5 separate regions of the Homo sapiens genome follow, and all the other regions are linked to region 3. The links are chromatin contacts, found by Hi-C or POLR2A ChIA-PET in ENCODE. All regions are on one chromosome and are shown on one strand. The core of a region is the stretch at or near the end of the contact, and the rest is flanking DNA. Distances in the headings are between cores, read along the strand shown.

Region 1 (2,840 bases), core at 167-2,666, 270 kb before region 3:
GGATCCTGGTATAGTCTTCTCTTCTATCATAGCTGTTCTAGTAGAAGGAGAACTTCAAGGAGAAGGTGCTGTGCTTCTGAGGATAATGTGTCTCACTCCATTTCATACAGATACACCAAGTCAGCATTTCAATTCACGAAAGCTCCCAAGACAGATGTGAAACAGAAAGACGCCATTGTGGGAAAATCCCTTCCCTTCTCTGGACATATCTAAATAGGCTGTTATATGTGTGACTCCCTCTCAGGGTAAGTATGGCTAAGACATGCTATGTCCCTTCATTGGGTTACTCTACATTTGACTCTGTCACTGTGACACTATATGCTGCCAAAACATCACATCCCTTCCCTTGGAACAAAAAGGTCTTTTCATAAGACTTATTAAGTCTGAACATTAATCATATTCATCATTATTCAGTCTGCCTGCTGTCCACAATACTTAAATGAAGGGAAATTTTAAAAATAGAAAAAGACAAGTTTAGGAACTTCAAGACAATGATGAGAAAGGAATGATGGGGAAGAAAGCAATGGTGACCAAACCTATATTAAAAAATCTTAAATAAAAAAAATTAACAAATAGACTCTTAACTTTCAATATTAGTCTTTATTTCAAAAATAAGAGGAAGAGTGATTAAAGAGATGAATTCACATTTGAATAGGGTCCAAATGACTTAAGGACTATTTGGATTCAAATATTTCAGTTGGACCAGGAATGATGTTAGAGTTATGTGAGGCATTAGGGGTTGAAGTGAAATGGAAATCTTTCTTTCATTTAAAAGCAATTTTCTTGCTTTTGTGGGCCTTGAGAGTTTTCTAGGCTATGCAGGCCAACGAGCCTCCAACTCCCTTGCCTTGGACTCATGAACTCCCATTTCAGATCCAGCCTGTTAGGAGGAAGTAGAGTTTCTGTTTGTGACAGTTCCTTTTGCAGAAATCATGTGGTGCAAGAGAAGATTGTCCATATAGAGCTGAACAGTTGTTAGTTTTGAATCCAAATTAGAAAGTTTCTGCGCTAGGGCTGGGCATGGTGGCTCACACCTGTAATCCTAGCACTTTGGGAAGCCAAGGTTGGAGGATCACTTGAAGCCAGGAGTTAGAGAGCAGCCTGGGCAACATAGCGAGACTTATCTCTACAAAAATTAAAAAAAAATTAGTGGAGTGTAGTGGCATGTACCTGTAGTCCTAGCCACTTGGGAGGCTAAGACAGGAGGATCTCTTGAGCCCAGGAGTTTGAGACTGCAGTGAGTCATAATATCACACCACTGCACTCCAGCCTGGGCGACAGATGTGAGACCCTTCTCTTAAAAAACAAAACAAAAAACAAACAAACAAGAAAGTTTTGGTACTAGTGATACAGTAGAATCACACCTGATTTTGGTTCTGGCTTCAGAGCCTCTCATGTAAGATGCCACCATGAGAACGATCACTGGTGAACAGGGTGAAACAGAAAGTGCTTTGCTTGGAAAGACAGGAAGCAGGTGGTGAGTTCTTCTCCACCACATTTCAAAAACAGAGTGTATGTAGTAGGCCCCATCAAGCAAGCTTTAACCTCAAACCCATTAGATGTTTATTAAGCACCTACTGTGTGCCAGGCCCTGTGCTAAGGGCTTTTATATATGGCATCTAATTAAACCCCAGGACAAACAGAAACATCCTAGCAGACTCTACCCATCCCTCATTCCTAAGTGTGGCTTGATAGTAAGGCAGAGCTTTTCAACCTTAGCACTACTGGCATTCAGGTTGGATATTTGTTCTTGGGGGCTGTCCTGTACACTGCACGATGTTGAGCAGCATTGCTGGCCTCTACCTACTAGACGCCAACAGCATACCTTGCTCTAGGAATGACAATCAAAATGTCTCAAGACATTGTCAAATGTCCTCCAGGGGACAAAAATTGCCCCTACTTGAGACTCACTTCCTTAGAGACAGAATGGTTGCAATGCCCAGGCAGCTGTAGGTAAACATATCTTTCACTCCCTTCAGTGGTCTGACTCAGTGGTTCTCTAACCTGAATGTGTTATAAACAATATCATATACACCCTACTTTATGGGAAGAGAATTTTCAAGGGTAATTTGACCCCATTCATTTTTGCCTTACGTGCTGACATGACAATCTAACCTCTCTTTTATTGGGGTGTGTGTGTGTGTGTGTGTGTGTGTGTGTGTTTGAGATGGAGTCTCACTCTGTTGCCCAGGCTGGGGTGCAATGGCACCATCTCGGCTTACTGCAACCTCCACTTCCTAGTTTTAAGCAATTCTCATGCCTCAGCCTCCCAAGTAGCTGGGATTACAGGCATATGCCACCATGCCTGGCTAATTTTTGTATTTTTAGTAGAGACAGGCTTTCACCATGTTGGTCAGGATGGTCTTGAACTCCTAACTTCAAGTGATCCACCGGCCTTTGCCTCCCAAAGTGCTGGGATTACAGGCATGAACCACTGCACCCGGCCATAAGCCCTCTTTTAAATTGGACACCACTGGTCTCCCTGAAGAGCTCAGAGCAGTCACAAAGGTCTTTTCAGCACAGAAAAATCTCTCTCCTGCCCAGGCTTCTTCTGCAAGGACAATGGTGATTATTGCCCATATTGAATACTTCCTGTGGTGCCGAGCCACCCTACTGAATCCTTACATTGACACTATCAGGTAGGTGCTATTCCTGCCCATTTTTCAGAGGAGACCCTGAGGCTAATAAATGCTAGAGCCCATTTGATGCCAAGCTGGAGCGCTTTTCAATAGAAAATATGCACAGCATGCACTCAATAATGGTGAACTACAGTTTACTAGTGGAAAACAAATCTGTTTGATTTAATCATGAACAGTCATTCAAAATTATTTTCCTGAACC
Region 2 (2,700 bases), core at 66-2,565, 300 kb before region 3:
CCATTTTTGGGAATGATCCTATATTAATGATCTTGATTGTGGGATAGTTTCACAGGGGTACACATAAGTTAAAATTATTAAACTGTACACTTTAAACATGTGCAGACTATTGCATGTCTGTTATACCTTAATAAAACTAATAAAGTAGATGATGATAGGCAGACAGATGGGAGTGGCCTTTTAAGGTGAACAAGAGAAGAAAGGGGACCCAGCCGAGTGATTTAGGAACAGTTGGCTTGGGGCCTGGGGAGAAAGGCAGAGAGTATACTGTGGATTTCTGTGGGACACCACAGTGCAGAGGGGTGTTTTTAGAGGGCAGCCCTGATAAGATAGCTTCTAGGATTGAGGAGATGGGCAAGGCTAAGACCCAAGTCCCACCTCATACTAATTTCCCAGCTGCAGCATAGATCTGTTTTTGACCCCTCTGCAATACAGAACTTGAAGTGGTTAAAAGGCTGGGGCAGCCCTAGGTTCGTGTACTAGCTCTGATCCTTTTTGTTTGTTTTTTGAGACAGGATGTCACTCTGTCACCCAGGAGGGAGTGTAGTGGCATGATCATGGCTTACTGCAGCCTCAACCTCCTGGACTCAAGCGATCCTCCCACCCCAGCCTCCTGAGTAGCTGGGACCACAGGCATGTGCCATCATGCCCAGCTAATTTTTTATTTTTATTTTTCATAGAGATGGGGTCTCACTATGTTACCCAGGCTGGTCTCAAACTCCTGGGTTCAAGTGATCCTCCCACTTCAGCCTCCCAAACTGTTGGGATTATAGGTGTGAGCCACCGTGCCTGGCCTGACTCTGCTCCTTTTTAACTTTGTGGACTTGGCAGGTGAAGCCCCCTTTCTGAGCCTCAGTTTTCTCATCTGTAAAATGGGGATAGTAAGTAGTACCTACAATAAAGTGTTTGCGAGACATTGTGAAATAAAGGCACAGAGTGCTTAGCAAACTGTGTGACACATAGTGGGCACTGAATAATAGTTTATTTTATTTTTTTATACAGTATTTAAGAGATTAAGAGCTGGGACTCTGGAGTCAGGCCAACCCAAATTCAAATCCCAGATAATCGACTTTGAGCAGGTGACTTAAATTCTCTGAGTTTCATCTCCTCATCTATAACCTGGAGACGATACACATGCATTGGTTAAAAGCCTGGAAGGAAACAGAGGGCACACTCAAACTGAGTAATTTGAGGAGAGTTTAACATAGAGATTATTTGCACAGGTGTGGGCAGAATTTAGGACTATCAACAGGGTAGAGTGTGATACCTGGGTTGGCAAAGGGAGGTGCTGTTACTACCCCTGGGCTTGCAAGGACTAGAAGGGTCAATTGCCAAACCTGAAAAGGCGGAGCTGTATGGAGAAGGTCACCCAACAGGAAATGTGGCATTTGGAAGAGGCACAGCCAGTCCATGGCAACATAGAAAGGAGAAGTGTGGGGGACAAGTGTCCCAAACTCATTGTCTTCCTTCCTCCGATCTCCTGCCAGTGCCTCTTCTCTCCTTAGACAAACCCAACTAGGGGCCAGAGGGCCAGGGAGCCAACGGGAACAGCTCAGCCCCAAAGGTTCAGAGTAGGAGGACAAAAGGATGAGTGAACCTAGAGGGGCGAAAAGATTAAATTCAATAGGTAAAGGTCCAATCTCATGGGATTAATAGCAACTCCTGAGTAATCAATGAGATCAGGTTAATAAAGCATCTAGCACATAGTAAGGCTCCCCTAAGTGGCAGCAGCCCATGGTTACCCTGGAACCAACCCTAGCTAGATTCTCAGGGTTGCTGCCTGGCCAGCCTTGACCCAACCCACAGTGCTGGGAATGGAACAGAGCTGATCTTCTCCTACTTTCTGTGTTTACTTAGAGAAAACTTGGCTGCTTAGAGCCAGAAGAGGTTGACTGTGGTTTTCTGCAACAGCTGGGGGTGAGGGGAGGCAGAGAGAGGGGAGCTGGAACATATTAGGACTCCTGAAAGCCAAGAGACCCCAGAGCCCGGGAATCTGAGAAGAGTCCACACGCAGAACAGCATTTGCTTGCTGTCACTTTGCCAAGAGATTGTGGATTTCAGGGCTGAGTGGCAAGTCCTGGGACCTCATCCCCAGGAGGCAGGGCCACGGGGCTGCACCCAGGGCCGGCTATGTGGAATGTGCTGCTCTTGGAAGCGACTGAGGCTCTCGCTTTTTAAAATTGGCCTGTAAATCTCCGTATAGTTTTCAGGGTTTAGGAATTTTATTTTATCTGGATTAAAGTCATGTTCTGCTTTGGCATCGGAAGGCGTTTATGACTGTTAAAACAAGAAATGAAAAATATAGGCTTGGAATCAGAGAGGCTGCCTCCTGCCAGACTTTTAGGGGTTTGTCTTGGGGGCCAGGCTGAAGGTTTTCTGCCCCTTCTCTGACTGCTCTGGTGTTTCTTGATAAAGTTGGGGCTGCCTGAATCTGAGCAGCAAACGCAATAGCCTGGGAGGGTCTGTTAGGAAGGAAACCTTTTTCTTTGCTTAGGTGAGCTCTACCAGTCTCTGTTTTCCCCCTCTAGGGAAATGTACACTCTCTGGAGCATTGTTTAAAGGGTTTTCTCACATTGCCGGCACCTGGCTGCACTTGGTCTAGGAGGCAGATGGCTTAGGACTTTTGATTCATCAGGGCTTGGGATGACTTTACATTCCCCCAAATTGCCATTTTGGGCAGGATTTACATAACTGAGATTC
Region 3 (2,700 bases), core at 176-2,675:
TCCCCCAGCCCACCACCCTTGTACAGATAAGGAAATTGAAACCCAGGGAGATACGCATCTCGTTCAATGGCACCACTGCATTGTGACTGAGCCAGGAGTCTTTACCCCAAACCAAGCCAGACTCAAAGCCGCTGCTTCTTCCTTTATGTGGTCCCAGTTAAACTCCTGGCCTTGGCTCTCTGGGTAAAGAGAAAACATAATCCTAACCATCTTCATGACTGATTGGCAATATTTTCACTGTGACTTTTCCTCCAGAGACATGTAAAGATATCACCGTGAGTTTGTAAGATAATCTTTCCTTTAGAGTTCTGCTGTTCCTTGTCATTTTGCCCGTGAGGATGGCCTGTTGGCCGCACGGGGACGACAGTCAAGAGAGAACCGTGACCTTGTTTGCATTGCGTTGCTGATACACACGAGTCTTTGAAACAGGCCATCCATGAGCCTCACAACCTCCTGGCATAGCAGGTATTAATTACTGTTCACCACTTATTGGAGGAGGAAACGGACGTTCCAAGATATTAAATGGCTTGTTCAAGGTCACACAGCTCATGAACGACTGGTTCCAAAGCTCCCTGCCCTCTCCACCGCGCCTGGCCGCTCAGAGCCCATGATGAAGTGATTTGGGTAGAGCGAGGTCAGGCCACATCTGTTAACCAAGTAGCCAGTCCTGGGCTTAAAAATTATTTGTTTCCAACTCTTTTTCTCTTTTCCGTCCCCGTATTGACAGGAACAGCTGTCTTCTTTTTAAAAGGGCTACTTCCATCTCTTTCATTTTATTGTTTCCACGTCTTTGATTGTTTTGGAACAAGTCCGATGGTGGAGACGGAACAGGGAGATCACGAAGACAGCCTCTCCTTTAAAAAATGACCATGATCTCACGCCTCCTCCCAACCCAGTGGAAACTGGAGCACCGCTCAAGGAGACGCTGCTGTCACAGGATCCTGCTTACGGGCACGAAAGCTGGGAAATTTCAGAGCCAATCTGGGCCAGGGGAGGCTGGAGCTCGTGAGCTGGGCTGGAAATGATTCTTCCAGACTGCAGAGAAGACAGTGGCCTGCCCGCCGGCCGGCCTGCCTGCCCTCCCCGAGGCCAACAGGAAATCCCAGAATTTATAGATGACCCCGTTACAAGGCAAGTGTTTTGGAACAAATTGTTCTTCTTTTAAAGCCTTGTTTTCCACTAGTTTTTCTTTCTGGAGTCCAACCGCAACCCCCACGCCCCCCACCCCGCCCCACCCACCCACCCTTTCCACCTTCCCGGTGTCCTTGTTAAACCGGGGCCATGGCGCCACCTGCTGCCTGTCGTGGGCAGCGGGACTCTGCCGGGATCCGGTCTTGGGTCCTCCCCCCACCTCCCTTGTCCCAAAATGGGTGGGAGAGTGACTTTCTGGCTCCTGTCCCGAGGAGGGTTTGTATAAAGATCACGTATCAAGCCTCAAGAGAACTGCTTCCGTAGTTACGTGACCTAAAGACTCATGGCAAACTCTTCCCCCGTCACTTGTCCTCCAGGAGAGCCAGAGCTGGCTGGCAGAAAAGGCAAGTCAGATGGCATCACCATCCAAGGCCAGGTCTCCACTCCCTGAAAACCAAGTATGCCAGCTTTGAACAACCATGTCAACCCAATGAGCCTTGATTTCTTCAGTACCCTCTGTAGCCAATTTGCTAGGTGGTATGGAAAATGGATATGCGTGTGCCTGGCCCATGGAAGGGGCTTAATCAACGTCTGCATCCTTTCTCTCCTATTTGGAATATTCCTTATTGGGAAGGAATAGCTTGGAGGGTCTTAGAGGTGAAGGCCAGACCTCAGAAAACTGGTATATTTATCTCCTTATAAGAATGTAAGCTTCAGCACTTTGGGAGGCCAAGGCGGGCAGATCATCTGAGGTCAGGAGTTTGAGACCAGCCTGGCCAACATGGAAAAACTCCATCTCTACTAAAAATACAAAAATTAGCCAGGCATGGTGGTGCACACCTGTAATCCCAGCTACTCGGGAGGCTGAGGCAGGAGAATCGCTTGAACCAGGAGGTGGAGATGGTAGTGAGCCGTGTACCACTGCACTCTAGCCTGGTCAACAGAGCAAGATTCTCTGTCTCAAAAAAAAGAGTAAGCTTCAAGAGGGTAGGCCACCCCAGTGCAGATAACAAGCCTCAGCAAAGCAGTAAAGGAGCACAGGCTTGAAGTCCTTACACCCCAGCACCCGCTCAGGAGCTAAGTGACCTTGGGCAAGCTCAGTGTCCTTACTTGTGTCTGGGGATAGTAATAGTAATCATACCTCAAAGGGTGGCTGTCGCGCATTGAAATGAGAGAGGGCACGTAAATAATTTAGCAATGGGACTTGTAGGTAGAAAGTGTAGGATTGTAGAGACAACTCTAGCTATAATCATTATTATGAGATGACCACAGTGTCTGACATATAAGCATTTAATGAATATCTGAAAAACAAATGAATGAAAACCTCATAGAAAATAGGTCAGAAGACTTTGCTTAGTTCCATTTCAGCCACCAACTTGCTATGAGACATGAAATACCCCTGTGCCTGCTCTTCCCCATCCAGAAACCTTTCTTTATTGAGGATAAGACTCTCTGATCGGCACCTCAGTTTTCCCACCTGTCAAATGGGCACGACATTCATCTTACCTGTTGCTCAGAGATATGGAGGGGATCTGTTGAGGCATGTATGTGAAGCTGCTTTGAAAAGTT
Region 4 (2,700 bases), core at 31-2,530, 480 kb before region 3:
AGTCATTAATAACTAAATGGACTTATTACTTATATCAACTTCAACCTATTTAGAGCTCTGATTTCTTGAATTGCTCATGAGTGTAAAATATTCAGTATCACTTAACAAATCTATGTTGGAAATGGATTGTAACCTTCCCGATGTCAATTCATCAAACAAATAAGAATCATGGATAGAAGATACATACTAAAACGTTCCATTTATTTCAAACTATTTGCAACCTTAAGTGATTACAAATATTGATAATATTTGGCAGACAGAAGCACAATTGCGATTCAAAATTTTAACAGTGTACTATCTTCCTAAGGAATCAGCATGGGTTCTCTGCCAGTTGCAGGATAACCAGAATTTTAATGACAGTTTCTACACAGCATTGTAGCAGTTGAGACACGACCCAAGTTAGCATTTCAATGGATCACAAGACTCCCTGTAAAGCCAGCAAACTTTAAATTGAAGGAAACCATAAAACTAAATTTCGAGATAAACTGTACAAGGCCTTCAAAAGACAACTGCTACAGAAAACAGGCTGCAATGTTACTTTAATAGCTGCACACTGAAAAAGAAATCTTGCACAATGGCTGTTATTGACTTCTCAAAACCAAATTTGTCCCCATTTGCTACTTCTTCCAAATATTTTTTAAAATGATTACCATTTTTAACCTTTAAAATGATTAACATGCTCTTAATATGCTCTAGAATGCATAAACAAGGGTCCAGAAGGATTAAAATTAACAGTTATCTCTGCTAGAATAATGATTGTTTTCTCCTTTACCTCTTTGAGTATTTTCCAGATTTCATGACAGGCATTACTTTTATAAGCTTACATCATATTTGAAATAAATTTTTAAAATAAGGATCCTATATTAAACAAGGCTGTATGTTCAGAAATTACAAGGAAAACCAATATTTTTAAAACAGGAATCATCACAAGATAAATTTTGAGACGGAAAAGCAGACATGTGATTCAGTTAGAACATATACATTTAAATTCATCATTGCTACAAATAAACATTTTATAAACTTCCTCTAGGACAATGATTTTAATAAAGATGAGTCAACTACTGATTTCAACATTAGCACAATTGAGAAGTAAAAATTTAAAATATTTCCTTCCACTCTTCAGACACAAACTAATTTGAATAAAAAACACACGCACATGCACACACACGTGCACACAGAAGCTTGCTACTAAAATTCTGACAGGGCAAGTCCCCAAATTGCCTTTTACACTAAAGCTCAAACAGTTGTCTGTCACTGCTATTACTATGAGTAATCCTTGCAGCTGTAACTGTTTGAAATGCAGCTGTCTCGTTGGCATTCTCTCCCCACCCCCAGCCATGCAGCATTTCTGTTCTTGCTACAATAATCTTAAAGAGCATTTTACAGGAGGCTTAGCCCTGGCTGAGGGCACTCTACGGCGTGACCGAGAGAACATGGAAACACGATTCATTAGACACGCCTGGAGTGATAACAATGGTGCTGCTTCTTACTGCCTTTCATTTCGTACATCAGGCTGAGACTAATGCATTCTCGTTACACAACAAGCACATTTATAGACAGGGGAAAACTGTAATCACCTTTGATTAAGAGACAGCATATTTTTCCTATATGAGCTGCCAGCCATACTGACATAGTAATTATTTTTTAACTGACAGGTTAAAATAGCAAATGTAGCAAAAATAACATCTGCAGAGAGAGAGAGAAAGACGAGAGAGAGAGAGAGAGAGAGAGAGAGACAGAGACAGAGAGAGACAGAGAGAGACAGAGAGAGACAGAGACTGACTGACTACTGTGAAGACTTGGTGCACAAAGGTTTCTTTAGACCAAACTCAGTGCCATCTCCTTGAGACCTGATGGGTACCTTGGCTTTTATTTCAGCTTGACAGTCTATGGCAAATATTGCAGAAAGACTCTTACAGAAATTCATTCTATAAATCCAATTTTTTGGAGGCAGAAATTACAAAATTATTTTTGTCACTGAAACAGTAATGACTATTGGTCTACCTTCTTTCCACTTCTTTCACTATAGGACTAGAAAATTCAACAGTAGTATCCTTTTTTCCATTATCTTACAACAAAATAATTTGTTCTCTTCACTTTGTTATCTACTTTTACTAGATAATAATTTGTTTTCCTTAATATAAAATGCTACTCCAAGACAGAAAAAAAACTGCTTTCTACTATACCACAGTTTATAAAATGTAACTTTGGTTAAAAACAAGAATGTAGAATAATTAGATCAGTCTATCATTTCACTTAACGCCCATCAATCCCTGCACCTGGTGAAGGTTTTAACTGTAAATATAAAGGCCCTAATTTAAATTAGAAAAAAGTCATAAGCCACATTATACTGACAACATATAAAGTCAGTTTTCTTAAGGAATTTTAAAAAGTGAACCACCTTTCCATACACACAAATGCAATCTTCTGTTGGTTTACACATGTGTGTTGCTGGGTTGTAGTTTATAGAGAATTTGGTAGTTGACAGGAAAAAAATATTTGTCATAAATTGAAAGATCATAGTTAAACCAAAATATTGGAAAATACTTTTTCAAAGTTAGCAGTCTGTACAATTAAGCAATTAAAAAGTCTCTTTTTTAAGCTTTCTACAACACTATTGATTTTTACACTAAGAATGTGCTACAAAATAAAACAATTTGCACATGTGAAAATTTGTTAAGACAGAAAAGAAAACTAACC
Region 5 (2,840 bases), core at 12-2,511, 400 kb before region 3:
CTTTTTAAGTACAGGGTATTTCCTAATCATAGTAAAAATCATTCAGGACTACTTCATCTACAAATCCTCAATCCATCTGATCAAATTCACCTTAACCACATTCAAAAGCATCACGAAAATATTAAGCCCACAATGCTAAATAAACTTTGGCTGAACTGCATAAAGAGAAATATTTATATGTTCTAGAGAATATGAAAAGATTCACAAGATTGTTTAAAAAATCAAAAGCTTGTTAAAAATAAAATATGACTGAAATATAATAAGCTAGAAATAATTTTTTTAATTTACTGGAACTTCCAATCAAGATGGCATCATAAATTGCTTTGAAAACCCACCCTGTTTCAAATACAAAGCAACAACAGGCAAAATCCTGGAGAAGACATTTTAAAGACCTACCTAACTAAAAAAGACCAGCATCACCATGAAACAGAAATATGTAACAGAGAGTGGGCAGAAGGTATAGGGCTGCTAGGCTCTGGTTTCAGAAGGAACCAGTGAAGGCCTAGGTTTCAGATCCTATAGAAACAGGAATAAAAGTGGCCCACCTAAGATAAGGGACTGAGGCCGAAATTGGGCTGAAAACAAACTGCTACTAACAGCTGCCTGGGGGTAAGTAAGCTGTGTGGACTTTCAGGAAGTATGTCTTCTCAGAAACTGAGTGCCTAGGAAAGTGAGAATACTAGGGCTTCAGCCACACTATCCCACTGCCTGGCCAACTGGAACAAAGATGCAGGTGTATCTACCATCAGTGGGAGACAAGTGCCCTCTGCTGCCAATCTAAGACCTTGGTGGGGGTGGGGGCAACAGGGAGAAGCAGTTAAGAATACGTGCAAAACCACTAGAAGGGACTGTGGGGAGTGGGGGGACTTCCCAGTCAAAGCTGTACCATGACATAAAGAAAACGAATAAAAACACAGCAACTGAAATACAAAATCCCTTCAAACAAAATAGAAACAGAAAAGCCTGAAAATAGTATGCTTAAAATTTTTTTCTTTTTTTGAGATAGAGTCTGGCTCTGTCACCCAGGCTAGGGTAGCACAATCTCGGCTCACTGCAACCTCCGCCTCCCAGGTTCAAAGCGATTCTCCTGCCTCAGCTTCCCAAGTAGCTGAGATTACAGGTGTGCGCTACCACACCAGCTAATTTTTGTATTTTCAGTAGAGACAGGATTTTGCCATGTTGGCCAGGCTGGTCTTGAACTCCTGACCTCAAGCGATCCACCCACCTCAGCCTCCCAAAGTGCTGGGATTACAGGCGTGAGCCACTCTTTTACTCTTTATAAAAGAGTAAAATTTCTTTTATAAAGGGAAAAAAAATCACAACAAGCAGAAGTGAAACAAGGCTAGGTGGAAATGAAAAAGAATTTAAAAGCTAAAGAATGAATATTTTAACTCAAAGTAAGTTTTAAATAATTTTAAAATAAGCAATGGAAATGAAAAACTGAGTAAGAGATAAAATGTAAACAGTAAAAATTGAAAAGGAGTTAATAAACTAGAGAATAATAATGAAGAATTTAACTAGAAAGTTGCAGAGGCAAAGAAGTTTTAAAGATATATTATGGAGGCCAGAAAACAAGGTTCAATGATATATTTAACAGCAGTTTCAGAACAAGCAAAGAGGCAATGAGAAAAGAAAAAATTACACTGAATCATATATTATCCAGATCAACAACATAACAAAGAAAATTATAACCTAATGGATAATCTAACTTTCAAGTAGCAAGAAAAAAAATTACTGGTTGAACTCATCTAGCTTAATTTTTAAATTATATTTTTTACTGTTGACCTCACTTTAGAGGGCCAAATTGTGTACAGAATACATGCTACCCAAGAACACCACAGAGGTCCTCTGGGTGTTTCCACAGAGCAAAATTGAAAACAGGGCCAATAAGTAAGGTGCAATTAACAAAAAAAAAAAAAGTCTGACTGGCCCAGTCTTCGGCTTCGGCTGCAACTTAATAGTCCTTTAAATTCAGTTTCTAACACCCAGAGAAATGACACATGAGATAAGAGTGCTTTCTTTCCAAAACGGTGGCAATAAAACTTGTGATTGGGGTAGAAGAGTACTAGAATAGTAGATTACAGAATTGAGTAACAGGATTTCTTGTTAACTAAAACCAAATATACAATCAAAAAGCAAACCTACTGCCATCAACACAATTTATTCAATCAGAAGTATCTTTTAACCTTTCTCTCCAAATTTAAAATAAATAGAAAAGTAATAATGCTGATAATTTAGGCTGCATTTATATTATAAAATTTTAACTCTCTTTTTGGTGGTCCAGCTGTGTCTACATAGCTTAAGAATCTGATGGTTTTATCTAAACTAGTTAAGACATACAGCTGGTTAAAGTTTTGTGTATTTTAGGGGCACTATCAGATTAATAAAAGTGCATTAATTTTAGCATTAGACAGACATGTCTTCAAAATTTGAAGGCATTTATATCTAGTTATATACTTAGTAATTCTTTTTGATGGGAATACATATCAATGGGAATCTTTCAAAGATATATAGTAGTTTGAACAGTAACCATATTAAGTCTGAAAACACAAACAATAAGACAGAACATCAGTTCAGTGTCTCTCTCTCAAGACAAAGCATACTCTTTGCTGGTGATAAACAGCACACTCACTTTACTTTAGTCTAAGCCTCCACCCACATAATCCTTAAAATTATATTAAGCTCCGGTGGATGAAAATACAGCAGCAGTCCTGCAGCCTAACTGCAAAGATGAAACCGTGTACTCGGCTGAAGGGCTGGTCTCCCTAACTAGCACGGTTCAGTCAGCATCTATCTGACAGCACAAGATACACAGCACACGCTTTCTTTAGTTATCTGTA

What was found. A loop is a pair of places that touch in the nucleus more often than their neighbours do. ChIA-PET counts read pairs that join two places held with the same protein, here RNA polymerase II (POLR2A). Pooled maps may share reads with other maps.
Region 1: a loop to region 3 is called in a pooled map, with 3 times the contacts of the local background. The contact joins two enhancer-like sites. A Hi-C loop is called at or near these places in 6 of 168 maps with a recorded cell type or tissue (CD14-positive monocyte, GM12878, OCI-LY7 and 3 more), 15 of 37 single-sample maps with no recorded cell type and 12 of 50 pooled maps. POLR2A ChIA-PET finds 5 or more read pairs at or near these places in 1 of 52 experiments (naive thymus-derived CD8-positive, alpha-beta T cell).
Region 2: a loop to region 3 is called in a map of ovary, with 3 times the contacts of the local background. The contact joins two enhancer-like sites. A Hi-C loop is called at or near these places in 11 of 168 maps with a recorded cell type or tissue (GM12878, IMR-90, dorsolateral prefrontal cortex and 8 more) and 2 of 50 pooled maps. POLR2A ChIA-PET finds 5 or more read pairs at or near these places in 1 of 52 experiments (AG04450).
Region 4: a loop to region 3 is called in a pooled map, with 6 times the contacts of the local background. The contact joins two enhancer-like sites. A Hi-C loop is called at or near these places in 4 of 168 maps with a recorded cell type or tissue (dorsolateral prefrontal cortex, heart left ventricle, heart right ventricle and 1 more), 1 of 37 single-sample maps with no recorded cell type and 5 of 50 pooled maps. POLR2A ChIA-PET finds 5 or more read pairs at or near these places in 2 of 52 experiments (Panc1 and activated T-cell).
Region 5: a loop to region 3 is called in a pooled map, with 4 times the contacts of the local background. The contact joins two enhancer-like sites. A Hi-C loop is called at or near these places in 1 of 37 single-sample maps with no recorded cell type and 4 of 50 pooled maps. POLR2A ChIA-PET finds 5 or more read pairs at or near these places in 1 of 52 experiments (MCF 10A).

The regions. Positions count from the first base shown.
Region 1 is chr12:116,323,980-116,326,819 of GRCh38, forward strand. No RefSeq gene overlaps it. Among named protein-coding and RNA genes, the nearest start is that of MED13L, 48 kb to the left of the region's middle. RefSeq lists enhancers at 48-257, 1,317-1,396, 1,467-1,526. Within about 2 kb of position 1,417, at least 6 of the 41 ENCODE cell types and tissues checked have a DNase peak (open chromatin) inside an H3K27ac peak, as active enhancers do; they include CD14-positive monocyte, where a contact is called at or near this core.
Region 2 is chr12:116,297,921-116,300,620 of GRCh38, forward strand. No RefSeq gene overlaps it. Among named protein-coding and RNA genes, the nearest start is that of MED13L, 22 kb to the left of the region's middle. Within about 2 kb of position 1,316, at least 5 of the 41 ENCODE cell types and tissues checked have a DNase peak (open chromatin) inside an H3K27ac peak, as active enhancers do; they include ovary, where a contact is called at or near this core.
Region 3 is chr12:116,598,537-116,601,236 of GRCh38, forward strand. No RefSeq gene overlaps it. Among named protein-coding and RNA genes, the nearest start is that of MAP1LC3B2, 41 kb to the left of the region's middle. Within about 2 kb of position 1,426, at least 28 of the 41 ENCODE cell types and tissues checked have a DNase peak (open chromatin) inside an H3K27ac peak, as active enhancers do; they include CD14-positive monocyte, Panc1, dorsolateral prefrontal cortex and 3 more, where a contact is called at or near this core.
Region 4 is chr12:116,122,416-116,125,115 of GRCh38, forward strand. All of the region lies in intron 2 of MED13L (mediator complex subunit 13L), which reads right to left. Among named protein-coding and RNA genes, the nearest start is that of MIR620, 25 kb to the right of the region's middle. Within about 2 kb of position 1,281, at least 11 of the 41 ENCODE cell types and tissues checked have a DNase peak (open chromatin) inside an H3K27ac peak, as active enhancers do; they include Panc1, dorsolateral prefrontal cortex, heart right ventricle and 1 more, where a contact is called at or near this core.
Region 5 is chr12:116,194,475-116,197,314 of GRCh38, forward strand. All of the region lies in intron 2 of MED13L (mediator complex subunit 13L), which reads right to left. Among named protein-coding and RNA genes, the nearest start is that of MIR620, 47 kb to the left of the region's middle. RefSeq lists an enhancer at 2,710-2,840 and a silencer at 2,710-2,840. Within about 2 kb of position 1,262, at least 3 of the 41 ENCODE cell types and tissues checked have a DNase peak (open chromatin) inside an H3K27ac peak, as active enhancers do.